7 separate regions of the Homo sapiens genome follow, and regions 1, 3, 4, 5, 6 and 7 are each linked to region 2. A link is a contact called in ENCODE Hi-C or POLR2A ChIA-PET data. All regions are on one chromosome and are shown on one strand. Each heading gives the region's core, a stretch centred on a gene start or an enhancer-like site at or near the end of the contact. The rest is flanking DNA. Distances are from core to core; before and after follow the strand shown.

The links. A loop is a pair of places that touch in the nucleus more often than their neighbours do. ChIA-PET counts read pairs that join two places held with the same protein, here RNA polymerase II (POLR2A). Pooled maps may share reads with other maps.
Region 1: a loop to region 2 is called in a pooled map, with 9 times the contacts of the local background. The contact joins the promoter of YES1 here to the promoter of RAB12 in region 2. A Hi-C loop is called at or near these places in 3 of 37 single-sample maps with no recorded cell type and 9 of 50 pooled maps.
Region 3: a loop to region 2 is called in a map of CD8-positive, alpha-beta T cell, with 34 times the contacts of the local background. The contact joins the promoter of THOC1 here to the promoter of RAB12 in region 2. A Hi-C loop is called at or near these places in 2 of 168 maps with a recorded cell type or tissue (CD4-positive, alpha-beta T cell and CD8-positive, alpha-beta T cell), 2 of 37 single-sample maps with no recorded cell type and 8 of 50 pooled maps. POLR2A ChIA-PET finds 5 or more read pairs at or near these places in 1 of 52 experiments (CD4-positive, alpha-beta T cell).
Region 4: a loop to region 2 is called in a map with no recorded cell type, with 11 times the contacts of the local background. The contact joins the promoter of LPIN2-AS2 here to the promoter of RAB12 in region 2. A Hi-C loop is called at or near these places in 4 of 37 single-sample maps with no recorded cell type and 3 of 50 pooled maps.
Region 5: a loop to region 2 is called in a map of CD8-positive, alpha-beta T cell, with 14 times the contacts of the local background. The contact joins the promoter of TGIF1 here to the promoter of RAB12 in region 2. A Hi-C loop is called at or near these places in 2 of 168 maps with a recorded cell type or tissue (CD8-positive, alpha-beta T cell and ovary), 3 of 37 single-sample maps with no recorded cell type and 8 of 50 pooled maps.
Region 6: a map with no recorded cell type shows a loop between it and region 2 (10-fold over the local background). The contact joins the promoter of TYMSOS here to the promoter of RAB12 in region 2. A Hi-C loop is called at or near these places in 2 of 37 single-sample maps with no recorded cell type and 2 of 50 pooled maps.
Region 7: a loop to region 2 is called in a map with no recorded cell type, with 18 times the contacts of the local background. The contact joins the promoter of MYL12A here to the promoter of RAB12 in region 2. A Hi-C loop is called at or near these places in 2 of 37 single-sample maps with no recorded cell type and 3 of 50 pooled maps.

What each region holds. Positions count from the first base shown.
Region 1 is chr18:810,601-814,421 of GRCh38, forward strand. YES1 (YES proto-oncogene 1, Src family tyrosine kinase) reads right to left here and starts at 1,642. Exons shown (of 12, transcript NM_005433.4): 1 at 1,514-1,642. RefSeq lists silencers at 1,249-1,338, 1,409-1,468, 1,519-2,028 and enhancers at 1,760-2,302, 2,303-2,844.
Region 2 is chr18:8,607,390-8,611,135 of GRCh38, forward strand. It overlaps RAB12 (RAB12, member RAS oncogene family), which reads left to right and starts at 2,048. Exons shown (of 6, transcript NM_001025300.3): 1 at 2,048-2,564. The coding sequence starts at 2,051. RefSeq lists silencers at 1,876-2,105, 2,536-2,835 and an enhancer at 3,286-3,335.
Region 3 is chr18:266,056-269,570 of GRCh38, forward strand. It overlaps THOC1 (THO complex subunit 1), which reads right to left and starts at 1,992. Exons shown (of 21, transcript NM_005131.3): 1 at 1,911-1,992. The coding sequence starts at 1,964. RefSeq lists an enhancer at 1,861-2,330 and a silencer at 2,721-2,900.
Region 4 is chr18:2,965,036-2,968,884 of GRCh38, forward strand. It overlaps LPIN2-AS2 (LPIN2 antisense RNA 2), which reads left to right and starts at 1,965. Exons shown (of 3, transcript XR_001753322.2): 1 at 1,965-2,007; 2 at 2,537-2,634. The region is part of intron 1 of LPIN2 (lipin 2); the gene reads right to left.
Region 5 is chr18:3,447,808-3,451,658 of GRCh38, forward strand. TGIF1 (TGFB induced factor homeobox 1) reads left to right here and starts at 2,365. Exons shown (of 3, transcript NM_003244.4): 1 at 2,365-2,698. The coding sequence starts at 2,683. It overlaps LOC124904237 (a long non-coding RNA gene), which reads right to left and starts at 2,849. Exons shown (of 2, transcript XR_007066269.1): 1 at 2,725-2,849. RefSeq lists silencers at 385-454, 2,115-2,224, 2,255-2,414, 3,055-3,104 and enhancers at 576-1,197, 1,165-1,304, 1,198-1,817, 1,405-1,594, 3,682-3,851.
Region 6 is chr18:657,041-660,774 of GRCh38, forward strand. TYMSOS (TYMS opposite strand RNA) reads right to left here and starts at 1,251. Exons shown (of 2, transcript NR_171001.1): 1 at 802-1,251. TYMS (thymidylate synthetase) reads left to right here and starts at 613. Exons shown (of 7, transcript NM_001071.4): 1 at 613-907; 2 at 2,601-2,674. The coding sequence starts at 703. RefSeq lists enhancers at 337-838, 839-1,338, 1,206-1,325 and silencers at 576-755, 926-975.
Region 7 is chr18:3,246,551-3,249,997 of GRCh38, forward strand. MYL12A (myosin light chain 12A) reads left to right here and starts at 1,251. Exons shown (of 4, transcript NM_006471.4): 1 at 1,251-1,359. It also overlaps a transcript of MYOM1 not described here. RefSeq lists enhancers at 958-1,187, 2,320-2,389 and a silencer at 1,478-1,557.

The DNA.
Region 1 (3,821 bases), core at 392-2,891, 7.8 Mb before region 2:
ATATAAACTGTTTTGTTTTCAGATCAAAGGCAATTGTCTTTTTCAAATGTAGGACCCTCTGAATTGTCAACCAGCATTTAAAATCTCCACCGACTTTTAGCTAATGTCCAAAAATAAAAATACAATTTAACTTCCTTTCCTTACATGTCAATTGTGGCAGGGGTCTCACACTTATAAGCAAACAAACAAAAACCAAAAAACCATATATATTATTTGCTAAAGTAAAACTTTCTTACTGTACAATATATGAACATCGTAAGTGATGCATACAAGATCCTTGGCTAATACAAGATACTCCTTTATTACCTGACCATTCAAAATGCTTCCTGTCCACCGTGTGCCAAGCACTGTGATAGTTAAGATATTAGATTTACCATGCACTTTTCCTTAAATGCACAGTCACGTGTATACATTTAGTAATACTTTCCTTAGTGCGTAATTTAACTTTAGAAGTGTAACAGGATGGTTTAAATATTTAAAATTATCAAGGTATCTTTGGCACTGTAATCTTACAGTTATAATACATGAAGATACTATAATCATATCATGTGAAATCGACTGTGAAAACACACACCCGTGGAACGTATATACATAATAAATGGACATAAAATTGTGCTTCCACCAAAGACTTTCATTATTTCCTTTAGTAATTTATAATTATACAGTATGTTATTCCACGCCTGTATCAATTAATTATGCAGAAAATGATTCAACCAAATCCGAACTGTTAAGTCCTACTCATTACAAAACAAAAACTAAAGTCCCTACACCAGACTTGATTTTCAAAGAGCTTCTTAAAACAGCTCTGCCCCATGCCCAATAAAGTGAAAGCTGGAAGCAATTATCAAGAAGAAAAACACACTTTAAGACAATTTTCTTTAACACATGTGGACAGGGAACCGAACGCAACGGGAGGCGGAGTGGCATGATTCCGTAAAAGTGGACGCTGAATGGTAAATTTCCCAACCCCCAACCCAAAACAAAGGAAAACTTTAAACATGTTGCGGTTTTCAATCAAACCAAGTAAAGCCAGAAAGGCTCATCCACTCGCCCCACACACCCGCTCCTCTCCCCGCACAGCTGCTACCGGCGTCGGCCGATACACAGACCCCCAGCCTTTAGGACCCAAAGGGGCCGCTTCCCTCGCCCCTACTTCGGCCGTAGGGGCAAAAATAAACCTCTCCTCCCCGTCGCCGGGCGGTCCACACGACCCCAAAGACAAGGGGTGGGGAGTGTCCCCACGCCCCTGGAACCTCAGGTCGGACTTGGGCGGGACCCGGCAGGTCTGGACAGGGCAGAGACCGAGTCAGGGGCGAGCAGGTAGCGCGGGGAACGAGACAAGCCCGCCGGGCGATCCGGGGGAGGGGAGAAGTTTCTTCCCAACTTCCCGACTCGGGCCCGCGGGGGCGGGGAACCGCGGCGGCGGCGGCGGCGGCGGCTCCGGGCGCTGGGGCCTAGCCCTGTCCGGGCAGAGGTGGAACCCTCCGCCCGCGGGGCCCCACCGGGTCCTTACCTGTCCTCCGGCCGCGCTCTCATGAGTCGCTGCTACCGCAGCTCGAGGTGGCGGAGGGCGGAGGCGAGGCCCGCGGGCCCTCTCCCTCCTCCACCTCCTCGTCCCGGGGCGCCCGGCGGCAGCAACGACGGCAGAGCCGGCCCGGGACGCGTTACTTCAGGAGGAGGGAGTTCCCGGGCTCCCCACGCCTCGGCCTCACTCTCCACCTCCTCCGCCCCCCCCCCCCGGCCCCGCCCCCTGACTTCTAGCGGGGGCGGGGGCTGCGGGTACCTGCGCGCGCCGCCGTCCGCTCACCGGAACTCGGGCCACGCCGGCCCGGCTCCGGGGCCCCCAGCCTTCCGGCGCCTACGCCCCCGTCAGGTCCCCTCCGCGGGCTCCGGGCCGCTTTGCTGTGGTCAGGATAGGCGACCGGTCCGTGTCACTTCTCCCGACCCAACATGGCGGCGGGGTCCGGGGCGGATTCCCGGGGGCGGTGCAGGCCGAGGGGGCGTGAGGAGGAGGTGCTTCCCTGCCCGGAGAGCAGGCCCGCGGCGTCCCTTCCCACCCGCGAACCCACCGACGCTCGGCTGCCGCGGAGATTGAATGGAGCGCTCCGATTCTGCCCCTCTGCCTTTCTCTGTTCCTTGGCCCAGCTCTCAGTAGTGGCCAGGGCTTTGGGGCTTGCTTTTGTGGGGGAGGACGGGGTTGAGTTTTTTTGGTTGGCTGTTTGCTTCTCAGCGCTACGCTTCCGCACCCTTTGTCGTTGGTAGTAAAATCTCAAGCCCAACCGCGTGAGCCGGGGGCGTTACTCACACCCTCATCACCATCCTGATCGCCGTCCAAAAAACGTTCACGTCTTGCCTCCTTCCGAGGCAGGGATCCTGTCCCTGCCCCCAGGAGCTTCCTGTTGACTGTAGGTCGAACCAGCCTTGCCGGGAGGGGAACCGAAGCTGAGTTCTGTTTGGCGACTATCCCAGTCATGGTGGCTTTGGCTTATGTTGGGACAGCGTTTTTCTATATGATGCTGGCGGCAGCCCAGTGAGGGAAGTGCAACAAGTATGGTTCTCCTGCTTGTCAACTGTGGAAACAGCGACCCTGAAAGTGGAGGAGCCACAGCTGGAATCGTGTCCGTCTGAATACACGCACCTTTCCTATGAGCCTTGTAAAGCCAGTCGTTGAAGAAGGGGGAGGACCCGGAAGGATGGGGTGGGGGCGTAAAGATGAAGGTTAATCAAGGTCCTCATGGACTGAACCTTGAGGCCCTTCTGCTGCAGTCACTTTTGCCCTATCAGACTTTTAGAGTAACTTCCTCTCTTTATTTCCTCTTTGGTGGGGTTATCAGAATTATTTTGTGACTATTGGTTTCCTTTGCGGTTTTTAGTGAAATTCAGAATCATCTTCGACGGATAGGAAATAGTGCAATCATATGTGTCAGTATTCCGGTATTCTAGGAACTTAAGGAAATGCATATAAGGGTTTGAACATTTTTTTCTTCAGCTCACTAAATGAACGAAAGGTAGGCGTAGGCGTTAAAGAGACACATAATGTGGAACGATGCTGTATTTTCTTAGCTACTAAAACTTCATTTGTCATTGACTGTCTCAGGGCTTTAAAATTTTATGTAGGTCTATATTCAGCTTTTATTAAAATAGAAAATTCCTTGAGCTGTTGCCTTTCTTCACTAAATAGAGATAATTTCGTCTTCCTAAACACTCAGTCTCAAAAATCACCTCTAAAATAGGCCGGGCACAGTGGCTCACACGTGTAACCCCAGCATTCTGGGAGTCCAAGACAGGAGGATCACTTGAGTCTAGGAGTTGGAGACCAGCCTGGGCAACATGGGAGACCTCCTATCTATTTAGTAAAATATATTTTAAAAAATAATAATGAAATGAAATAGTAGTTTGCCCCAGTTTAAGGGGTAAGGTGGCTTTGAAGATGTTCTATATGGAGTTTTAAAGTTGGGAGAGTATGTCAGAATGTCACCTACAAGTTATGGATTACATTGACTTACTGAGTTTGCTTCTCTTCGCCCTCCCTTTTTTTTTTTATTACTACATTCCCTGATTTCTTTTTTAGTATATTCATCAATGTCAAACTTCAGTCTGTAAATAACCTGGAAAGTTTTCAATCTTACATTTAGTGGCTCACTTGTTTCCAGGAATATTTTTTAAAAAATTTTTTAATGAGGAAGAGAAAACTGGAAAGTCTTACTGAGTTTGGTGTAACAAAAATTGCTTTTAATCTGTTCATCCTGAAACGGACAAATAAGCTTGCCCCTACTTTTCCCTCCTGCACAGCATAGAGGTGTGGTATGTACATGTGTGTT
Region 2 (3,746 bases), core at 798-3,297:
GTGAATATGCACTTACCTGTCCTCCAGAAACACTGCCCAACCTCTGTCATTTAGTTCATTAATTATTCTAGTGGCAGAAACTACAGATCTACCTTATGGGGAAGATATTTTATTTTGGGCAAGAAGGTCTTCAGCCCCACAAGCCATGCCACATGCATCTGCCTATTAAGACAGGCGGTGCTATTAATCAGAATGGACCAAATTAAAAATCTTGAGATTACCTTTGCAGATGCGTCTTGCTTTGTAAAATCACAGTATTCCTGAAAAGCCATGCATAAATCAGTTTCTTTAATCCCTTACATTTATATAGTGCCTTATGGTTGCAGCAGACTGCAGAGATTGTTAGTTGCTTTTTTCCTAACAATGCTAGAGGAAAGGAGGGGCCACTACTCTCATTCTCATAGAACAGAAGAGAAACCCACAGCTAAGAAATGTTCTGCGGCGGAGCACAGTGGCTCATGCCTGTAATCACAGCACTTTGGAAGGCTGAGGTGGGAGGATCACTTGAGGCCAGTTCAGGGTCTCACACTGTTGACTAGCCTGGTTAACAAACCAAAACCCCAACTGTACAAAAAATTTTTAAATTAGCCAGGCGTGGTGGCACGTGCCTGTGGTCTCAGCGGCTCAGGAGGCTAAGCAAGGAAAATCACTTGGGCCCAGGAGTTCCAGGCTGCCGTGAGCTGTGATCGCACCACTGCACTCCAGCCTGCGCAACAGAGCAAGGCTGTCTCAAAATCAAAACAAAACAAAATGAAAGAAAAAGAAAGAAAGAAGGAAAGAAAGAAAGTAAATTCCGTGATGGTAAGTGATGGATCTGTGTTTCAAATAATATAGAGGGATCATATTTTACATATTCTCAGAATTCATATTATAAAGATCCCTACAGTGACTGCACAGTTAAGAATGCTCTCATAGATGTAAACTTCCAATCTACACTGTGGGCAACGCTAGATTTTTACAAATCAGGTTTGCTGTGTAACATATGCGTGTACTGTGCATTACTAAACCTAGTTCTAAATACAGCACAGCTGAAATTTTGTGGGTAACGTGATCATTCGGCAAATGTTGCCAGCCCCTATCATATTCAGAACCCTGTGTTCTGAGATGCTCAAGTTCAAGCTGAGGAATTTGCTAAACAAATCTCTGGCAAGGAATCAGCAGTGATTTTCTGTATCCTTAAATCCTTCCAAACAGAAATGGCAAAACATACGACCCGAGTCCATAATTCCTAAAGTTTCAATCTTCTCGCACTGTTTGAGTTTTAACTCGCTTATTCCCCCAAAGGAGTATGCCATTTACTTAATTTAAAAATTAAACAGCATAAAAACTTCTGAACTCTGAGTGAGACAGCGATCAGAGTTAAAAATAACTGATTTCGCGCGTTTCCGTGCAAAATGGGAGACAGACGTGACGGAGAGAGACCGAGCAGTGCCACGGCCCGGTAGAGGGTGCGGGGGCTTGCACCCGCTGGTGTTTGTGAGAGAGCGCTGGTGTAGACGCGAACGCAGCGCAGGCGGCCCGGCGGCGCGGCCTCAGGTCGGGGCCTTTCCAGCGTTCCAGCTACACCGAGCGCGCGGGGGCGAAAACATGTGCATGGTGTTTGGGGACTGTGCGCATGGGAGTGTTTTCACTGTCAACCAGGGTTCTTTTTCTTATTTTGAACCCATTTTCATGATGCACCGGAATGCTGAAGTTCAAAATTGCCTACGGAGAATTTTAAGACTAAAACCACACTAAGTTTCTTGTGTTAACTATAAATGCGGGTCAGAGTGAAAGCCGAGTAGGGAGGAGTGAAAAGGGGGAAAAGGGAAGAGATAAGAGGAAGAAAAGATGAAAGAGCCGGCGGAAGAGGGAGGGAAGCGGGGGCGGGCAGGCGAGCAGAGGCAGGGAAAGAGCGGCGCGGGTTGCGGGAAAGCTCCGCGCGCAGTACCCAACCGAGGCCCGGGCGCGCGGTCCTCCCGCCGGCAGGGGGCGCCCACCCGCCCGCCTCCGGCCCCTCGCGGCCAGCCGCCCCGCCCGCGCCTGCGCTTCCTGCCCCTCCTCGTCCGGGATGCTGCTGCCGCTACTGCGGAGTAGCTGCTTCCCTTCCTCCTCTCCCGGCGGCGGCGGCGGCAGCGGCGGAGGAGGAGGAGGAGGGGACCCGGGCGCAGAGAGCCGGCCGGCGGCGCAGTTGCAGCGCGGAGCCCACGGGCCGCCGGGGCCGCTCCAGCGGGCGGAAGCCGAGCCCGGGGCCGACCCCCCGCGCGCGGCGGAGGCCGAGGGGGCGCCGGGGCCCGGGGCGCGCAGCCGGGGGGCGGGCGGCGGCGGGCGGCGGGCCGAGCGGGAGCCGCATGCGTGTATGGATCCGGGCGCCGCGCTGCAGAGGCGGGCCGGGGGCGGCGGCGGTCTGGGCGCGGGCTCCCCGGCGCTGTCGGGCGGCCAGGGCCGCCGGAGGAAGCAGCCCCCCAGGCCGGCCGACTTCAAGTTGCAGGTCATCATTATCGGCTCCCGCGGCGTGGGCAAGACCAGCCTGATGGAGCGCTTCACCGACGACACCTTCTGCGAGGCCTGCAAGTCCACCGTGGGTAAGGGCGCCACGGCGACCCTGGGCCGGGCCTCCTGGCGCCCGGGCAGGTGCCCTTCGCCCCGTGGGCTTCGAGTCTCATCGAGCCTGGGAGTCTTTCGGGGATGGGCCTCTCGGTGAAACTAGGGGCGGGGGTCTCCTTGGAGCGCCCTGCATCCCAATCCCAAAGCCTGGCAGAGGTTTTCGTGCCGCCTCCGGGCAGACCTGCCCTTGGCCCCCGGCCCTGCCTCAGAGGTCCTGGCAGCCCCCGGGGCCTGTGGGGGCGGCTCTCCACGGAAACTTCGGCCCTTAGCATACTCGCCCAAGAAAAAGCTGGGTTCGAGTGGAGCGCAGGCAGGCAGGGGAGTGAACGCCTAAGGCCGCTCTCGCCCGGCCCGCCAAGGCCAGCGCGCGCCGTCTGCTGCGGGTGTGATCCCTGCGCAACCAGGGCAGTTTTCTTATTTTGAACCCATTTTCAAGAAATGAAGTTTAAAGTCACCTATGGAGAATGTTAAAACTAAAACTACAGTAAGTTTCTCGTGCTAGCCGTACGTACGGGGCAGAGGAGCTTCAGCTGTATTTATCCATGACCTCAAACAACCCGGTGACTGGCGGGCATGGGGTTGATTCCTCCAGTACCGCTGTTTTCGGTGAGGGACAGGAGTGAAGTAAGTACAGGAACGCTCCAGGGTCAAGGAGGAAAACAGCCGTGGATCTGAAATGGAAACTGCAGGGGAAATTTTTTTAATTAAGTCATGCTTAGAGGACTTGACATTGAGATTTCTCAGTTGGATGTGGGTAGCAGTTGTTTCTATGGAAAACCCCTTAAAAGATGTCCAAACTAGGAGAACCCCGTTCTTTAAAATAAAGGGCAGTCACTTCCGTGATAGGAAGTGAGAGATTTCCCCAGGGGCGGTCCAAGAAACTGAGTAGTCAGGAGATTTGATAGAATTAAAAGCATAATTTCATGTAATTCTATTTATTAATAGTGTTATAACCAGTGGTAGTTCCAAGGCTGTCAGTACGATTTTGAGATGACTTGATTTGAAATTGTCATGTAACAAAACAGTACTACATTTAAAGTGTCTTATTGGAAAGTGAAACCTCCAATTTTTGTACTGTCTTTCTTGGTTTGTTTTCAAGAACTTACTTCCCTTAATGCTTTTTTGGAATAGATCATTTTGGAAATATTTGTGATGTCTGT
Region 3 (3,515 bases), core at 742-3,241, 8.3 Mb before region 2:
CCATGTCAGGTCTCGCCTCCTGGAGGTATCTTGTTCAGTCCCTGACACGTAGCACTCAATAAAACCATGCTGACAATCTGTAGATTGTTTTAAAGTAATCATAACTTAAAGACAAAAATATTGCAAAAGGCATTCATTCTATGAACACTCACATACACTTAGAAAGTCATCTTATTACCTCACAGGAATTAGATCTATCCTAAATGTGTCCATTCCTTGCTCTGCCACTAACAGGCTGAGTAATTTGGGGCCTGTTCCTTTATCTCTTTGTGCTTCATTTTCGTCACCAGTTAAATAAGAGGGTTTTTGTAGATTTTTACTACCAGCAGCAGCTACAGTGGCATCACCTAGGAAGCTGGTAGAAATGCAAAATCTCAGGCTCCCTTCCACACTTACTGAACAAGAATCTGCATTTCACAAGAAGCTTGAGAAACACTGAACTAGATGATCTCCAATTTCATGGTCCTTTTCAGGGCTAGTATGATTTTTTTTTTTTTTTTTGAGATGGAGTCTCCCTCTGTTGCCCAGGTGTTGTGCACTGGCATGATCTTGGCTCACTGCAACCTCCGCTGTCCGGGTTCAAGCGATTCTCCTGCCTCAGCCTCCCAAGTAGATGGGATTACAGCGCCCACCACCACGCCTGGCTAATTTTCGTATTTTTAGTAGAGACGGGGCTTTGCCATGTTGGCCAGGCTGGCCTTGAACTCTTGACCTCAGGTGATCCGCCCGCCTCGGCCTCCCGAAGTACTGCATTTACAGGCGTGAGCCACTGCGCCCGGCCGCCAATATGATCTTGGATAGTCCTAACAGTTACTCTTAGCAGGCTTTCAAAGCACCAGAGATTGCAGCAAAACGCACACAAAGAAAATGATTATGATGACATACACAAAATATAATCCATTTAAAAAAAACCTCACACTGTGTGTGTGTGTATATATATATTATACGTATACGTATATATATGTATATATATATATATATAACCCTGCAAACAAGAAAACTACTTACTACAAAGGATGAATTTTTCTTTCACACAATTTTCATCCTGGCATCCCTATAACTACCAAAACACAGCCGAATATCTGAGAAATGTTGGTGCAAATGCTAGAGACGAATAGAGTCAGGCAACTTAAAAGTGTTCTTCATACTTACGTTGCTGTGACGAGCAACATAAAAAGAACAGAGTGTCTAAAGTCAGAAAAACCACTGAAGTCACAACTTTTTGGGGGGTGTCAGCTTCTACCTCATGTACCAGGAATAACCAACTTAGCCTACTTCACAGTGTTACTCTAATAGTTAAATGAGAAAGTGATCTGTCAAGTGTTTCCCAAATGCTCAAAACCACCCTTCCACATTGAGCAAGAATAAAATAGCATCTGGTTACCCTTCCCAAGGTGATCTATCTGCCTTTTCCCGCTTAGGATCTCATCGATCGCTTAGGAGTTAGACACGGTGGGTTAAGGGGTGGTGAAGAGACGGCGGGAACAAGCACTTGGTAGCTCAGAAGGCTAGGGCGGGAGCCAGGTCTTTGGACTGAAACCACTCCCACCCTCCCCCTTCAGCAGCTCCCCTTCCCCTTCTCGAGACACCTGCCCCACTAAACGAGCTGAGAGGATGGACCCAACCAGCAGTAGTCTGCAGGTGGGCACTCCAAGCGGGGAGCCGAGGCGCCCAGCACGCAGTCCGGGGACCCGCTGGAGGGTGGGCGGAGGCGGACGGCCCAGCCCACAAAGAAGAGGCGGGTAGTGCGTCTTTCCCTACCCCTCAACCTCCGACGGGGCCCGGAGCGGACGCTGAGGCGGACACACCTCTGTCTCACTTTACCCCAGGGCAAAATTCGAGTAATTTCAGGGAGAAGAGGACAAAGCATAGCGCCGGGTCAGGCCTGCACCCTCCCCTCTACAGCTCACCGTAAACCGCGTCCGCGCTTCGGGCAAACTGAAGAGCGGCGGCGTCGGAGACATCTTCTCGGCTGCGCGTGCCCGCCACTGCGCTGCGGCGCCTGCCGATGACGTCAAGCCAGGAGCAACGAGACTGCGGTCTCTCTGAGCCCGGCTAGAGTGGCCTGTGAACACCGGTCGGGCGAGCTGGCAGTTGGGAGTTTCCCTAGCGACTCAGTTCGGGTGGGCGTTGGGCGCCTGAGTCAGCCAAACAGCCTACTCGGGGTTCTTGGGTAGCCTTTGGGGTGAGGGGACTTGGGCGGCCTTGGTCTGTAAGCTCTGCGTTCCCGGGCGTGGAAGAGACTGGCCGCGCACATGCGTTTCTGTGGTTTTCCTGGTTTGGGGAAAGCGGGTAAATGGTGGCTGGTTGCGGCTAACTGGGCCGCGCTAAAAGGTAACCCAAGGCAGGTGGATTACCTGGGGAAACAGCTGGAGCAGTGGTCCTGGGCCGCCAGTCCGCGGTCATCCCGGGAGCTTAAGATGCGGAGTGGTGATAGGCTCCGGATGTATGAGCCCTGTGGCTCAAGGGCGCTGTTCTCTCTGCTCCGAAATAGAAATAATACCTGTCTCACAGAGCTGTTGAAAAGCTCCACTGAAATAATGACCGCAAGTGTGAACTGTAAAGCAATGTAAGTAGTATTTATTATTAAAAGGTCTCTACTGAAAGAAAGAGACCTAGGAGGAATGCAGTGCCCGGCGCTGATTGGAAAACGGGTGGCGCTGCGTCCTGGGCCGAGGCTTCCCTAGCGAAAACCTTGTCTCCCTCCATTTCGTCCCTTGCCTGCCTTCCCAGGAGAGACGTGGCCGATAGAAGCCGAGTGGCAGTAACTCTAAGTTGGAGTTACACGGTGGAGAAGGAAGCACTGACTCAGACTCGGGTAACTTCCTCTTATTCCCTCACACGTGTATCTTGTTCCCTTCTTCGAAGTCTGTAAATTTAAAATCCTAAGCCCCCCAACAACTGAACAGACCCCCGTGAGGCCAAGGGGACACCAGCAAAATCTTAACAACTGAGTTCCCAGTCATAACGGGATGGGAGGTCAGACGGACCTGGTTATACCCTCTCCCTTTTGTGATTTAGAGGAGATAGCTGACTGGCCATAAAGTTAAAATAGAGGCCAGGCGCGGTGGCTTACGCCTGTAATCCCAGCACTTTGGGACGCCGAAGCAGGTGGGTCACCTGAGGTCAGGAGTGGATCACCTGAGGTATGGCAAACATGGTGAAACGCTGTCTCTACTAAAAATACAAAAATTAGCCGGGCGTGGTGGCACGCACCTGTAATCCCAGCTACTCAGGAGGCCGAGGCAGGAGAATGGTTTGAACCCGGCAGGCGGAGGTTGCAGTGAGCGGAGATCGTGCCATTGCACTCCAGCCTGGGCGACAAGAGTGAAACTCTGTTTCAAAAAAAAAAACGGAGATGATAGGACTGACGGAATTGACTCCATGGCAATAAGATACCAAAGTATAAACAGGACCTAAGCCCATGCCAAGCAAGGGTTAAAAGTCATGCATCCCTACGCTTGAAAAATAAACTATGTTCTCACTATGCTTCAAGGTTTTTCTTTAGCAGCTAA
Region 4 (3,849 bases), core at 715-3,214, 5.6 Mb before region 2:
TAATATACAGTGTGCTGTTTAGGCCTAGGTACCTTCCCATGGGCTAGATTAAGTATTGGGAGCTCCGAAGGAAAAGAAGTACTTATTGATTACTCAAATAAAAAAGTGAAGAAAAAAAAAAGCAGTAGAAAATAAGCAACTACAATACTTATTAGAGACCAAATGGCCCTTCGCATATAAAATTCAATACGCCAAATTAGTCCTTCATGCATAAAATTTGACAGTGCCCACTATCATATTTTTCTTATCAAATATTTTAAGGTATAAAAGGACACACACTGGAATGAATGGTAGCTTTCAAGATTTCGTTATTCACCAAAAGTTTGAAGATCAGCTTAGCATCTTTTGCTGAGCATCAAAGAAACTAAAATGAATAATCACTATATGGAGTATGGATTTATAAATAAAATGGGCCAGGCGCGGTGGCTCACGCCTGTAATCCCAGCACTTTGGGAGGCCGAGGCAGGTAGATCACTTGAGGTCAGGAGTTCAAGACCAGCCTGGCCAATATGGTGAAACCCCATCTCTACTAAAAATACAAAAAAATTGGCCTGTATCGTGACACATGCCTGTAGCCCCAGCTACTCGGGAGGCTGAGGCAGGAGAATCGCTTGAACCCGGGAGGCAGAGGTTGCAGTGAGCTGAGATCGTGCCACTGCACTCCAGCCTGGGTGACAGAGTGAGACTCCCAATCTCAAAAAAAAAAAAAAAAAAGCATCAGTAAATAGGTTCAAATACCAATCCCCCTCCTACAAAAACTGCTTAAAATTATTTCAATTATTTGATGTGTTCAATCAAAAATAACTTTTGTTAAGGAAAAGAGTAATCAGAGATAAAAGGTAGTTTAAAAACAATAAAAAAAATTCATAAATTATCAGCACAAAATGGACACATTCTATTTACTTTTATTTTCATTTTGAGACAGGGTTTCACTGTGTTGCCCAGGCTGGACTGCAATGGTGCGATCTCTGCTCACTGTAACCTCAGCCTCCTGGGCTCAAGCGATGCTCCCACCTTGGCCTCCGGAGAAGCTGGGACTACAGGAATGTGCTACCATGCCCAGCTAATTCTTGTATTTTTTTGTAGAGACGGGGTTTTGCCATGTTGCCCAGGTTGGTCTTGAACTCCTGGGCTCAAGCAATCCACCTGCCTTGGCTTCCCGAAATGTTGAGATTACAAGTGTGAGCCACCACGACTGGCCTCAAAATGGATACATTCTAAACCACTATTTTAAGTGTTTCAAAATCTGTTTCTTAAGTTTATCTCCAAATATCTAATCGGTACTAGTATTGTTAGTACTACTACCAACGAACACACAACTAAACTTGTTACACGTCTCTCATGTGTCAAGTGCTATGTTAACCTGTATGTTATCTCATGTAGTCTTCACAGATACCCATGGATTTGGTATTCCCATTTATATGTGGAAACTCGGGTTCAGAAATATCCAAGGTCAGCACACTATTAAGTGGCAGAGTTAATATTCAAACTCAAGTATGAGCCTAGAACCTAAGCCCTTAATTGCATCTCTAAGTAACAGAAATGCTCTAAGTAAACATGATAAAAGCCTTCATGAAGCCTCCAGATTTCTTACTGCAAGTGGGCTGCTTTCAGCAATCTGAGTATCATTTTTACTTAATGCGACTTGACTACTTAAAGATGAAATGATTACAGGGAATCCAAAGAAGCCATACTTACCCTCCAAGTCTCCTCACACCACTACTATTAACCCTCCCGCTGGACCATGGTCCAGTGTTACAAAGCAGACTCCTGGGAGCGCCACATGTCATGAGGCTTACGGACAGAGGTTAAAACAGCTTTTACCAAAGAACATGCCATTGCAGCTAACTTTCTGCTCATGGACATGAGGAGTATGCTAGGAGGGAAGAGAGACACCAGATGCTTCAGGAAATAGACAACAGGACACTGTTACCTAGGATGTAGGTAAACATTCCAGCTTGCCCCTGTGCTCCTGGACCAAACTCCTTCAGGACACCCATGATTACGGTTTGCATTTGATTAGCATGTAATATTTTTCAAGAACTTCCTCAAACATACCTCATTTGATTTTCAAAAAGAGAATGTGGGTTATGCTAGCAGGCATTATTAATTTCATTTTAAATTTGAGATTGAGATAAGAGGTGTCTACTATTCACTAGAACCCAGTTCTACCTATACTCAGGGTCCCAACTTTCTCCACTACCTCTGACCCATGGCTTAAATCATTGGGTCTCAAGGTCATGTGGTGTCCCTGAGGGCAAAAAAAATCTGAGGGCTGAACTCAGGTTATACTAAATCCCTATGGTTTTCTCAAAGAATCCCAGAGTAACCTAGAGGTGGCCAATATGAATCTGGGGGGGATTCTGGATGGTAAAAACTTCCCCCCAAAAGTAAGTGATGAAACGCAAAGGTACCCACGCAGCAGCTGCCGCAAGCTTCTCCCCGGTCAGGGAGGGCAGGGGGTGACAGTCCCCCAGGGGCTTGCCCACATCGTGTAGGTGCTTAACTGAGTCAACATTTTACAAAACATTTACAGTGTGCCCACCAGATGCTAAGGGATTACAAAGAACGAAAGGAGGTTACAACTTAGCTAGACAGAAGAAAGGAAGAGTATACAACACAGCGCAGTCTAGGGTAAGTTGAAAGCAGGGCCACAGACTCCCGACGCCAAGCCCTGACGGGGAATCCAGCCTTTCCGAGGGAAGCTGTTCTCAGACATTTAAATTCAAGCAAATGCCTTACTTTGTACTTCCTGGTTATTTCTTTTCCCCGTCATAGTAGAATGCCAATTTGTTTCTTTAGTTTTGTATTATTTTATATTAGCTATCTTTAAATTCTCACTTTATAAAACAAGAAATAGAAAATAGCAGCCGCACAAGAACAACCTGGCCTACCCCCCAGGAGCACAAAACAGATGGTTCATTAAAGCCCATGCGGTCTTCCTGAAGCTAAGATGGCCCATGAGAAGTGCTGACAGCTGAGCCTCTAACACTCACCGCTCCTAGACCTTCAGTGGAGAAAGAGCCCCAAATGTCTCCTCAAGAACACAGCGGGTCTCCTGCTGCCCCAGCAGTGTAGGGCGACTGGTCAAAGTGTTCTCCTTCATTTCTAGGACGATTTAGTCCCTGTACAGACTCTGTAAACGAAAACCCAGTGCCTCCCAGCAAACTTCCTGAATACACCGAGTATCCAGACAGCTTTTTCATCACAATGAAAAAGGAAATCTGGAAGAAGCCTTACCCGGGAAAGGCCTCTCGATGTAATCCTCCTACAGGTTTAACTCAGAAACAATCACAAAAAAAGATGCCCATTATACTGGCCTGTTTCTGGTACAGTTCAGTTTTCACACAGTCAAAATTAAGCACCTATTTCATGCCAGTCACTACAGTAAGTCCTTATGAAGATAAACAAAATTCTGCCCTCATCCTCTCTCAGAGGACCTTGGTTCTTGAAAGAGATATAACAAATACTGTCTTATATAATCCCTTATGATAATGCTATTTGGGAGACTGTTAGGAAGACTAGAGAACAAAAAGAGAAAAAATCTACTTGGGAGAGTTAGGTAAGGCTTCAAGCAGCAGAAAATATTTGTTCTAGAAGTGCAAGTATGTGTAAAGGGCTGAACAGATTAAGGAAGGAAGGTTCCCAGTGGGCAGTCCCAGGCAGAGAGAACAGCTTATGGGAAAGTGTGCTAAGTTTGAGGGACAAGAGTGAGATGCCACAAGGCCTTTGACCCTGTGCAAGTTTATCATGTGGGCAATGGGTGCAATCAGTGCTTCTTCTGTTCAGGGAAGCGACAGGATTAGGTCACAGGGGGAGGATGAACTAGAGAAGAGGTAGCTAAAGGCA
Region 5 (3,851 bases), core at 1,115-3,614, 5.2 Mb before region 2:
ATCTCCGTTTTTTCCTCCCCCTAATTCGAAAGAGGCTTTCAATTGTCTCCGCCCCTCCCCCCTTCTCCTGGAAAGTTTGTTTTCAAGCTATAAACCCTTTCCAATTCTCGGTTCCCATCTCGGTTGCCTGAGAATCGCAGTCATTAGCCAAGTCCACTTGGACGAAAGCAAAGCTACCTTTGTGTACATAATGAGAGCCACCGCGTGGCCAAGGAGAACCACGGGGAAGAGGGAAACATTTTTGTCTCGAGCTGGCTAAAGCGGGCGGGGGGGGAGGTAGGGTTAAACCGACCGAAGGCGTGTTTTGTGGAGTGGCTTCGAAAGCGGCCGAGGCAGCCGAAGCCGCTTTCGAAGTTAGCAAACAAAGCGTCTCCCCAGTAACCGCCCGGTTCCAGACGAGGCTCCTGCCACTCAGGCCGCGGAGTCGCAGCGTCGCCCAGCCCCCGGCTCCTCCTCCCTGCGTCTCTCCTCCCTCCGCTCCCGGCTCCCCAGCGGATAGGAGCCACCAATCCCAGCCACAGACAACCCTTCAAACGAAATAGCGAGGCGGCCCCCTCTAACGGGCGGCGGGGGCGCTGGCCCCCTCCCTGCGCCACATCTGTCCCGCACCGGGCGCAGCAGCTGATTCATCTGCAGCCAGGTCCGGGAAGGAACTGTGCTCCCGGCAGTTGCAGGGCAGCGTCCGGGCGGGTGGCTTGTCCCCAGGACCGCGCTCCCCCCGAGCCGTTTTAGGTGTGTGTTCTCTTCTGTCCCGAGCAGTCAGCAAACCACAGAAGAAAAAAATCGTAAGGTTGCTGCCTTCTTAGAGAGACGCTTTTTTTCCCTGTTGATTCATTTTAGTCCTGTAATTGGAAAAACCACCCAGGCTTTTTAAACTCTGGCCTCCACGCATTCTAGGGGCGGGGGTGTCTTTTTTTTTTTTTTTTTTTTTGAGGGAGGGTGGCAGGCTAGCTCTAGTTCCTGAAACAGACGCTCCGAAGTCGAGTTAGTTATCCCTTGGCCGTCTTAGTACTCCTCGGGTTTAATCTTATTTCCACAGAGTTTCTTCTGCCGGGATCTCCACCGAGGTTACCGAACAAAAACAGCACAGAGCCCAGACTGGAGGCAGACCCGGGCGCTGTCTCTGCTAGGCTTATTTACGTTTAGGGCTTTTCTTTCCTTTTTTTAAAGTGATGGGGGAAGTCTCATTGTGTGGCATGTGACAGTTCGTTTGCTTCAAAACAACAGGACGTAACCACGCGAAAACTAGAACCAGAGGAGGGGGCATGCGTTTCTTCAAGTCAGCCAAACAGCATCTGGTCTTTGAAAGCGCAATTTCATCAAGAAACTCCTGTTGGATCCCTCCTAACTGTGGACCAAAATAAGCCAACAGGAACGGGTGTTTACTTAATGGCTAGTTTCTGTTTGAAATGGGAGGAGGGATCCCCTAGCAGGGTTCCAATCCGAAGAGTAGACACTGTTGACCGAAACAGACGAGCAGGCACGGCGTGGTCACCCCTTAGCTATAAAAGTGGCCGCTGCCGGGGTTCGGCGACTCGGGGTGTCAGGCGGAGTCTTGGTGAGGCAGGCGCGCGCCCGGCCGTCCCCGGGCAGAGACGTTTAAAGAGCATGTGAGCGTGACAAGTGTCTGTCCGCAACGTGTCAGATTTCGAAACTGCCTTGCAATCCAGTCCGGAACTCGCAGCTTTAGCCCGGGGGAACAGACGTTCGTTTAGGCTGTGTCTCATCATTCCCCCCCGCCCCACCCCCGCCGACCTCCCACTGTCGCTGCTGGAGGAAGAGCCCCGGGAGGAGAAGGGTGCGCCGCGCCGCGCCCGCGTGTCAATGGCAGCCGCGCATTCTGGAAGAAGTTGGTTCTTGTCTCGAATACTTTTCCTCCCGTGCCCCGCCCCTTGAATCAGAGGCGGCTGTCTCGTGCGGCTAGAGCAGGGCCAGTAGAGTTCGGGGCAGCTGTCAAAAACGAGACGGGGAGGCTTTTCTTCCCGGGGGTGGAGGAGGGAAGGAGGGAGGTGTCCTTTTTTCCATCTGTTGCAGTTTCCGAACCAAACGCACCCTCGCCAGCCCCGGGAAGAAAGGCCCAAGGGAGAAACCTGGGGCGCTCGGCTGGTGCCCCCACCGCCGGGCGAGGGATGCGGGCGGTCCGTGCGCGGCAGGCGGAAAGGATCGTGTTTCTGGACCCGGCCACCCCCCGCGTCCGCACCGCCGCCCCCGAGGGACGAGTGACAGCGGCCGCCGCGCTCGGTCCAGTCTTCCCGGCTGGAAGGTGCGGGGGAGGGGCGGAGGAGCGGCGGGGCGGGAGGGGGACGGGGCGGGCGGCTGGGGGCGGAGGCAGGACCTCCTGTACCTTCCCTCCTCGCCTCTCTCACTCTGACAGCGCCGAGGTGCGCCGAGCAGGAGCAGGGAACAAAGGAGCGGAGAGGGGAGGGGAGAGAGTTGGGCGAGGGAGAGCCCCCGGCCGGCTGCCAGAAGATCCCGGCGGGAGGAAGCCCAAGTGTCACTTGAATTCCACCCAAGGAGCGGGCGCCTGGGATCAGAGCGTCCTGTTTAGCAATAACGGCTGGAGCACGTCCTACAAGTTACGGGAGAGTCGGCTGTGAAGGAGACGTTCGCTTATCCCCTGTGTCCCCGCTCCTGGCCCCTCCAGACCCCCGCCTTGCCTCGCGCTGGGAGGGGAGATCCAGAATGAAAGGCAAGAAAGGTAAGGCGGCCGCGGGCTGCGCGCACCAGAAGACGCGAGTCCGGGGAAACGTGCTGGCCGGGCCGCGCCGCGCGGAGTCACTTGGTGGACTTTTCCGCCCAGGGGCTCTCATGCTGGAGTGGCGGCCGTGCTCTTTGTTGAGGCTGCGTCTGAAACGGCAGCGGCTGTTTTCCTGCTAGACACAACACGAGGGGCTGTTGTGGGGCGAGCCTCTCCACGCTGCTGGCACGTTGTCAAGAAACACGCTCAGCGCCTTGTTTGTGCGCCTGCAAGTTTCATTGTCTCCGCCGACACCCCACGCTCGGCCCAGCCGCCGCGTGGCTTCTCGCTCTTTCTCGCGTGCTGGGGATATGGGGTCCGAGTAGGGAGGACCCAGCCCCTCGTTTTTCCCGATCCGGACCCAGGCGGCCGGGGCCGCGGGACCGCCGCGGCTTTGTCTGAAAGTTCCACTCCTAGGCTCCCCCCGCCCCCGCCCCCGCCGCCCCCCTACTCCCAGCCGGGCCCTAGCACTGTTCTTTAGGGATGTGGTGTTTTTACGATCGAAGGAATGCGATTCTGGACCCCCTCATCGCCCTCGGGTGTAAACAGCTTTGGAAAGCTAGACTTTTACAAATCCCCAGTCTCTAAAAGTTTTCCCACGATGAATTTTGGGGCAGGAGGAAGAGTTAGCACCCAGGGCCAGCAGCTTCAAGCGGCATGCAGTCAAAATGCGTCCAAATGTGACAAGCAGGCTTGGTTGTAAGTGCAAAGAGCAAGGCTGTCATTGTTTCCACGAAGTGTTCTGGAAGCTTTACAACTAAAACTTGCCGTCAGTTTGGTTTAAAAACAAAATACACCGGAGGGGGACGGGGGGTGGAGAAACCACACAAAACACCCCGAAAGGTCAGAGTGTGAAGTCCCTTTTGAAGTTAACAAAAATTGAGTCCCTGGCTGGGAGGTCCCCCGAGTGTTCCGCTGTGGGCTGGAGGTGGCGTTTCTGTCGTGATTTATGTGGAGTGGTTCAAAACAGAAGTTAATCACTCGGGAAGCGGACGGGAGGGGCGGCGCTACTGCGCATGCCCGGGAGCCGCCTGGAGTTTGGAACTCCACATTCTTTCAGACCCGGCCCGCTGCGGGGCGTTCCTGGGGGGTAGCCTCAAGGCCAGCGGGGTTC
Region 6 (3,734 bases), core at 1-2,500, 8.0 Mb before region 2:
CAATTCTTCTGCCTCAGCCTCCCAAGTAGCCACCACGCCCAGCTAATTTTTGTACTTTTAGTAGAGACGGGGGTTTCACCATGTTGTCCAGGCTGGTCTTGAACTCCTGACCTCAGGTGATCCACCCGCCTCGGCCCCCCAAAGTACTAGGATTACAGGCGTGAGCCACCGCGTCCAGCGCCCTGGCGGTTTTTAATCAAGTAGAAAAGCTGCATTATACCACTTGCTTCGGTTGCTTCAGTGAGAACGAAGAAATGGAAATGCAAATCCCTTATTAGTTGTAGGAAACAGATCTCAAACAGCAGTTTTGTTGACAAGACCGCAGGAAAACGTGGGAACTGTGCTGCTGGCTTAGAGAAGGCGCGGTCGACCAGACGGTTCCCAAAGGGCGCAGTCCTTCCCAGCCACCGCACCTGCATCCAGGTTCCCGGGTTTCCTAAGACTCTCAGCTGTGGCCCTGGGCTCCGTTCTGTGCCACACCCGTGGCTCCTGCGTTTCCCCCTGGCGCACGCTCTCTAGAGCGGGGGCCGCCGCGACCCCGCCGAGCAGGAAGAGGCGGAGCGCGGGACGGCCGCGGGAAAAGGCGCGCGGAAGGGGTCCTGCCACCGCGCCACTTGGCCTGCCTCCGTCCCGCCGCGCCACTTGGCCTGCCTCCGTCCCGCCGCGCCACTTCGCCTGCCTCCGTCCCCCGCCCGCCGCGCCATGCCTGTGGCCGGCTCGGAGCTGCCGCGCCGGCCCTTGCCCCCCGCCGCACAGGAGCGGGACGCCGAGCCGCGTCCGCCGCACGGGGAGCTGCAGTACCTGGGGCAGATCCAACACATCCTCCGCTGCGGCGTCAGGAAGGACGACCGCACGGGCACCGGCACCCTGTCGGTATTCGGCATGCAGGCGCGCTACAGCCTGAGAGGTGACGCCGCGGGCCCCTGCGGGACGGGTGGCGGGAAGGAGGGAGGCGCGGCTGGGGAGAGCGCTCGGGAGCTGCCGGGCGCTGCGGACCCCGTTTAGTCCTAACCTCAATCCTGCGAGGGAGGGGACGCATCGTCCTCCTCGCCTTACAGACGCCGAAACGGAGGGTCCCATTAGGGACGTGACTGGCGCGGGCAACACACACAGCAGCGACAGCCGGGAGGTAAGCCGCGTCCCAGCGGCTCCGCGGCCGGGCTCGCAGTCGCCCCAGTGATGCCGTGGCCCCCGAGGCGGGCGTCATCGGGCAGCGTTTGCCCAGTGCTGGAGGGTTAGGGAGAGCTGCCTGGGCTTGACCGCGCGCCGGTCTCAAAGTCCTGGCTTTGGCCCCTCCTCCGTTTTCCCCTGTGGACCATTCCGCTTCGCAGCGTTTTCAAAAACTGGAGCGAAAGTGATGTGGGCGGGGCAAAGGCGGCGGGAAGAGGAGAGCACTGAAGCTGGCGCGGGAACTTGGTTTCCTGGTGGCCTCCCATCCAATCCCCACGAACCAGCTTTCCTCTTAAACCTTGAAAAGAGAAATTCGGGAGTTCGAGTATAAGTTCTTAGTCGTCCTTTCCTCTTTCCTTTCCGACAGGAGCACCCCAGGCAAAAAATGTCTCGCGGGTCATTGGCGCCAGGCTTTCAGGGGACAGTGGGGCGGGGCGGGGTGGGCACAGGACGTTAGGCAGCCGTTGGCCCTCCCTAAGGCCACACCGTCCTGCCGTCCTGGATCCTGCGCCAGCTGCGCGGGGGAGGGGACTCGAAGGTGTGTGAGCCAGGGGCTGACCTTGACCGCTCAGATAAATGGAGCGCAGCCTTGACACAGGGGTGGAGGTGGTTTTGAATGGGGAAACCCATTCGTGGTGAAGCAGATTCACTGTAGCTAGCGGAAAAGCCCTCCGGCCCACGGACCCATCTAGAGACGAATACATAGCAGCTGCTGTGGCTGATTGGCGTGGGACAGCGTGGGGAGTTTTGTCTGAGGAGAGGGATCCACTTTTCTGCAGCTCCAAGCCCAGGGGCCTTTGATGAGCCATAGACCTCATTTTTAACCCACCTTTCTGCTTAGACATTGAGCAAGTTACTTCTCATATAGCTTCCCTATATGTTAAAAATGGAGAAAATAATGCTTAGTAGGCAATTCTGATAAAAGCAGGTGCTTGCAAAAATCTCTCTGTTGTCTGAATATAAACTGTACCACAAGCGAGTGCGGATGAACGAGGACTGCATTTAAAGATAAGTTTTTACACTTTCATTTCTCTGTGGCTCGACACTTCTGATGCCTCCCTTTTTGTTCCTGGGACACATGCTTGGTGTTGTCTTCACACCTTTGTGACAGGATTAGCACTAGTGGGCAGTGGATGATAGCTCCTCCCTTTTGCCACATGTTCATCCCTGCCCTCGCCACCATCTCACTGTGTGGAATTCCTGTGTCCACTGGTCACCGGGGCACAGAAGTGCTGTCTCAGCCTGAATCGGGCCACTGATGGGACTTGCAGCCTGGGAGCTCCACCGTGATCTCTGGCCCACTTTGCGGGAGTCTAGGCTTTCTGGATGCTCCAGGGCCTCACGTCCCAGGGCAGTTTTCTTCCCTGAAGAAAGTTGGATGGCATGATCTGTCTTCCCATCTTGAAACCGTATGGCAAATTGTTTTTCAGATGAATTCCCTCTGCTGACAACCAAACGTGTGTTCTGGAAGGGTGTTTTGGAGGAGTTGCTGTGGTTTATCAAGGTAAAGAAGTCGCTGCTATTAGAAGTCAGTAGTCTGTTCTCAACACAGCAGCCAGTGAGATCCTTTCAAAACTCAAAGCAGCCAGGTGTGGTGGCTCACGCCTGTAATCCCACCACTTTGGGAGGCTGAGTCAGATCACCTGAGGTTAGGAATTTGAGACCAGCCTGGCCAACATGGCGACACCCCAGTCTCTACTAATAACACAAAAAATTAGCCAGGTGTGCTGGTGCATGTCTGTAATCCTAGCTACTCAGGAGGCTGAGGCATGAGAATTGCTCACGAGGCGGAGGTTGTAGTGAGCTGAGATCGTGGCACTGTACTCCAGCCTGGGCGACAGAGGGAGAACCCATGTCAAAAACAAAAAAAGACACCACCAAAGGTCAAAGCATATCATTCCTCACCCTCAAGCCCTTAGTGGCTCCATTTCACTCAGTAAGAGCCACGGTCCTTATGGTGTCCGTTTTTCAGCTCTGACCTTAGCTGCTGCTCTCTGCACCAGCCCTGCTGTTCTTGTGAGTTTTTGAGCACACCGGGACATCCCCACTCCCTGGAACCTTCTTCCCCCACACTTGGCTTCTTCCTTTGAGTCTCTACTCCACTCGGGCAAGCCTTCCTAGACCTCCTGATTTAAAACTGTGACTCTCCCCCAACCTCCTTGGTGTTTCTCCATAGACGAACATCACCATCTGATGTATGTCAGCCTTTCCCTTCCCCTGTTAGAAGGGGGACAGCAGGTAGTAAAAGTGAAATGTGCTGTAAGCTTTATGAGGGCAGAGGATTTGTTTCTCGTGTTCACTGTTGTATCGCCAGGGCCTCAAACACAGCCTGCCACATAGTAGGAGTCAACATATATTGATCACTAAATGTAGATACCACCTGTGTTCCCATGTTCATATAAATTCTAGAAGAGTCTCTTCAGTAACAAGGTGAACCCCTTCCAGAGGGCTGAGTAGGTACCTCAGGCCGGGGCCAGAGTGCTGTGAAGACAGGCAGCAGCCCAGACCAAGCTTCTCTGTGTTCCGTGTCCTGGTCTAGAACCAGCGATGTTCTTTCTGACCAG
Region 7 (3,447 bases), core at 1-2,500, 5.4 Mb before region 2:
GTTAACTTTGGAATACGTTAGTGGTTAATACACGGAACGTTCCCGAGATCCCTCAAGAAAGAAGCTACGAATACTTAGAAGATACTATTCCGCGGCGTTTACAGCAACACTGTCCGTTCCAGAAGGATTCAAGTGGCGGCCTGCTTTGAAGGCGAAGACCACAGGGCAACCCAAACTTCAGAAGGGTTCTGGCCACGGGAGCCACACTGGTCACTGTCCCCTAGTGCTGGGATGACGGCTCGAGTGTTAGAGGATCCCACTCTCTCCTCTGGTAGGTGAGGTCAGAGAGCTGAGGGGGCCAGAACAAGTCTTCCTTATCGGATTCTGGGCGGAAAAAGATAAAGTCGGGGAGGACTTTCTCTTTTTAATAAGATTCATCGTTACGAATTGTTCTAGGCAAGCAGACCTCAGGAGAAATAGGCCCAAGTTTTGATTCCTGTTTTCACCAAGTCGCAAGTCCTAATCGTAGCAAGAGGTGCGGGGAAGAGTCGCCTTCCTTCCTGCATAGTGGGATCCAAGTCAGGCTGTCCTTGTTAGCCAGGGTCAAAGGGGCTCTGCCAGGGAAAAACGACGGCAAATGTTTTTCAAGAGGAAGTCTCCAGCCACTTGTGACCTGGGAAATCCGTCTGGGCCAAAAAGATAGTGGAGGCTTGGCTGAGGGCCCCAGGGACACACGTTTCCTCCCGTATGGAGGGGGCGGGACTCTTAATAAAATTACACTGCACACAGAGCTAGCATCAAGATCCGCTCCCGGGATACGCGCACTGCTCCGGGGCCCTCAGGCGGAGACCCAGACCCCGCGCGGGGCGTCAAGCGCAGGCGCACTACCGCCCACAAGCTGGAGCCCGGCTTCGGGGCGGGGCGAGGGTCAGTCACGTGGGCCCGCAGCCCTCTCCTCGATTTCCCTACAAGGACTTGGGCCGACGGGCCCCGCCCTTCGCCGTGCCCTGGAATGTGCGGCCAGGCAAAGCCACAGGACGGACGCAACCATCTGCGGAAAGGATAGGGGGGAGGAAGACTTAACACTGCAACAACAGGTACAAAAAAGAAGGAAACTCAGTAACAGGACCCAGAGGACCATTATATATTGCTCTATATTCTAGGTCGCCCACTTTACACTTCCTTCTCATGCACTTGGTCAATACCACGCCCGCTGACCACACTGGCGACTTCCCTCTCTGTCGCCCCTCCGTGAAGTCAGACCCACTCTGCGGGCCAAGAAAGGTGACCGGGCTTCCTTCCGGCTTGCTAAGCAGAGGCCGGAAGCGGTGGTTTTTAGCGGCTCTCTGGGTAGCAGGGTGGTGTGATAGCGGCAGCGAGGGGCTCGGAGAGGTGCTCGGATTCTCGTAGCTGTGCCGGGTGAGTGGCGCTCGCGTTCGGGCGCGTGAGACCCATCCCGGGGACCCGTCTCCGCGGGGGCAGCTGGAGGGCGGCGGGGCTCCTGGCGCCGGTAGCGCACCTGGGCAGGTGTGCCAGCCAGGTCCCCGGTTCTGGGATCCGAGGCCATGGCTTGGAGTGGCCCAGACCCGAACTTCGCTCCTGTGCCCAAACTTGGAACTCTGGAAATGTGGCTTCGCTCACTGGCGCCTTGAGCTTGGGCGACTGCCGGGCCCGCGAAACCCGACCCCTGCAGAGCTGACTCCGGGACTATTTTAGTTTCTAACGTCAACTTGCCCGATTCAAGAGGGTTTGCGCAAAAACGTAGCCCGTTGTCCCCCTGCTGCAGCTGTTGTTGCAGCTGTGTGGCTGCGTTTAGTAGGAATAACCAACTCAAATTGGGAAGTTCTTCAGCTCAGTATCCGCTCCTGTAATTAGAACTTTTTTTCTTTAAGCGATGAAATTTTGGACAGAGAGATCTGGAGTTTAGTTTGTGACTCGAAGAAAAACTCCAAAATGTAATACCTTGTCCCATTTGGGGGGAAAGTTTGGGCTAATTCAATTCGCCATGGAAGTGTCTTCTTTTTAAAGTAGTTTAGTAGGTATATGAATGTATCTGTCAGTTCTTGAGAGACCTATGGATTTAGCAGAGATTTTAACTTAAGTGCAAAAAGTTTCATATTTAAAGGCGAATAAAGCGAATATTTCTTAAAATTATTGGTATTTGTTTCATGTTCTGGAAGGGCTCTAATAAACGGTAATCAGAAAAGCACTCTATTTTCAAAAGCGAGGCTTTACTGGCAAGTCAGCCCTCACAGCTAATTGTCTTTGTCCAGTGGTGAGAACTTTTGGGTGTGGCAGTCCAAGAGAACGAATCCTACCTTCAACCGGAAGTTTGCATAAGAAATGAAACTTGGTTTACTTGGAACGGAAGCACCAACTTGAAATACACTTTTTAAAAATTGTGGTTAGCACCAGAAAATAAGTTATACTTAGGCTTTTTTTTTTTAAGTGCATTGATTAAATGAGGCGGTATATTTGGTCAGGGTTTAGAAAGCCCACCAAATACTAGGTGCTATCACAGTACGCAGTGTTTTGTAAGATGGTGGTTTTTTCTTGCAGAATGTGTGATATTTCTCAGAATATTATCAATTTGAGTGTTCGTTTTGTAGAAGAAGTTTCTAGGTTATTTTACATTTATTGCCACTTTGTAAATAAATGCTGGACTCTAGGATTCTAACCACAGAACTCTAATGTATATATTGGTATGGATTAATCCCATTTTATAAATGAACATAGTTTCTAGAGATTCTGAAAACTTCTTGTGTCCTTTGGTGTGTGGGGAAAGCCACTTTGAGAATCTCTTCTATTTCTCCCACCTATTAATCTAGTCTAACATTTTCCTTAATCATGTTGTGTATCTCTCGTTACAGCCCACAATGATTCTGAGCTAAAACACAAAATAAAAACCAGATTCATTGCCACCAGCGCTCACCTCGCCTGACTTAAAAAAAAGGTTATGCTCCTTTAGATCTGTAAACTCAGTCTCCTAACTGCCCTTCATCCACTTTCTCATGCATCTGAAATCCTCATATTTTGTAGAAGCCTGTTCTGTAAGTCTCTCTACTTTCCAGTTTCGTACAACAGACACTCCTTGACACCAAGGATCTTTCACTTAATCCCTCAAAAATAAAGACTCGAGCTGGGTGCGGTGGCTCACGCCTGTAATTCCAGCACTTTGGGAGGCCGAGGCAGGTGGATCACGAAGTCAGGAGTTCAAGACCAGCCTGCACAAGGTGGTGAAACCCCGTCTCTACTAAAAATACAAAAATTAGCTGGGCATGGTGGTGGGTGCCTGTAATCCCAGCTACTCCAGAGGCTGAGGCAGAGAATTGCTTGAACCCTGGAGGTGGAGGTTGAGATCGCGCCACTGCACTCCACCCTGGGCGACAGAGCAAGACTCCGTCTCAAAAATAAATAAATAAAAATAAATAAGTAAATAAAGACTCGACTTTATGATTGAGGAGCTTCGTAATTTGGAAACCTCAGGTCCTTACCTGGCGATCTTTG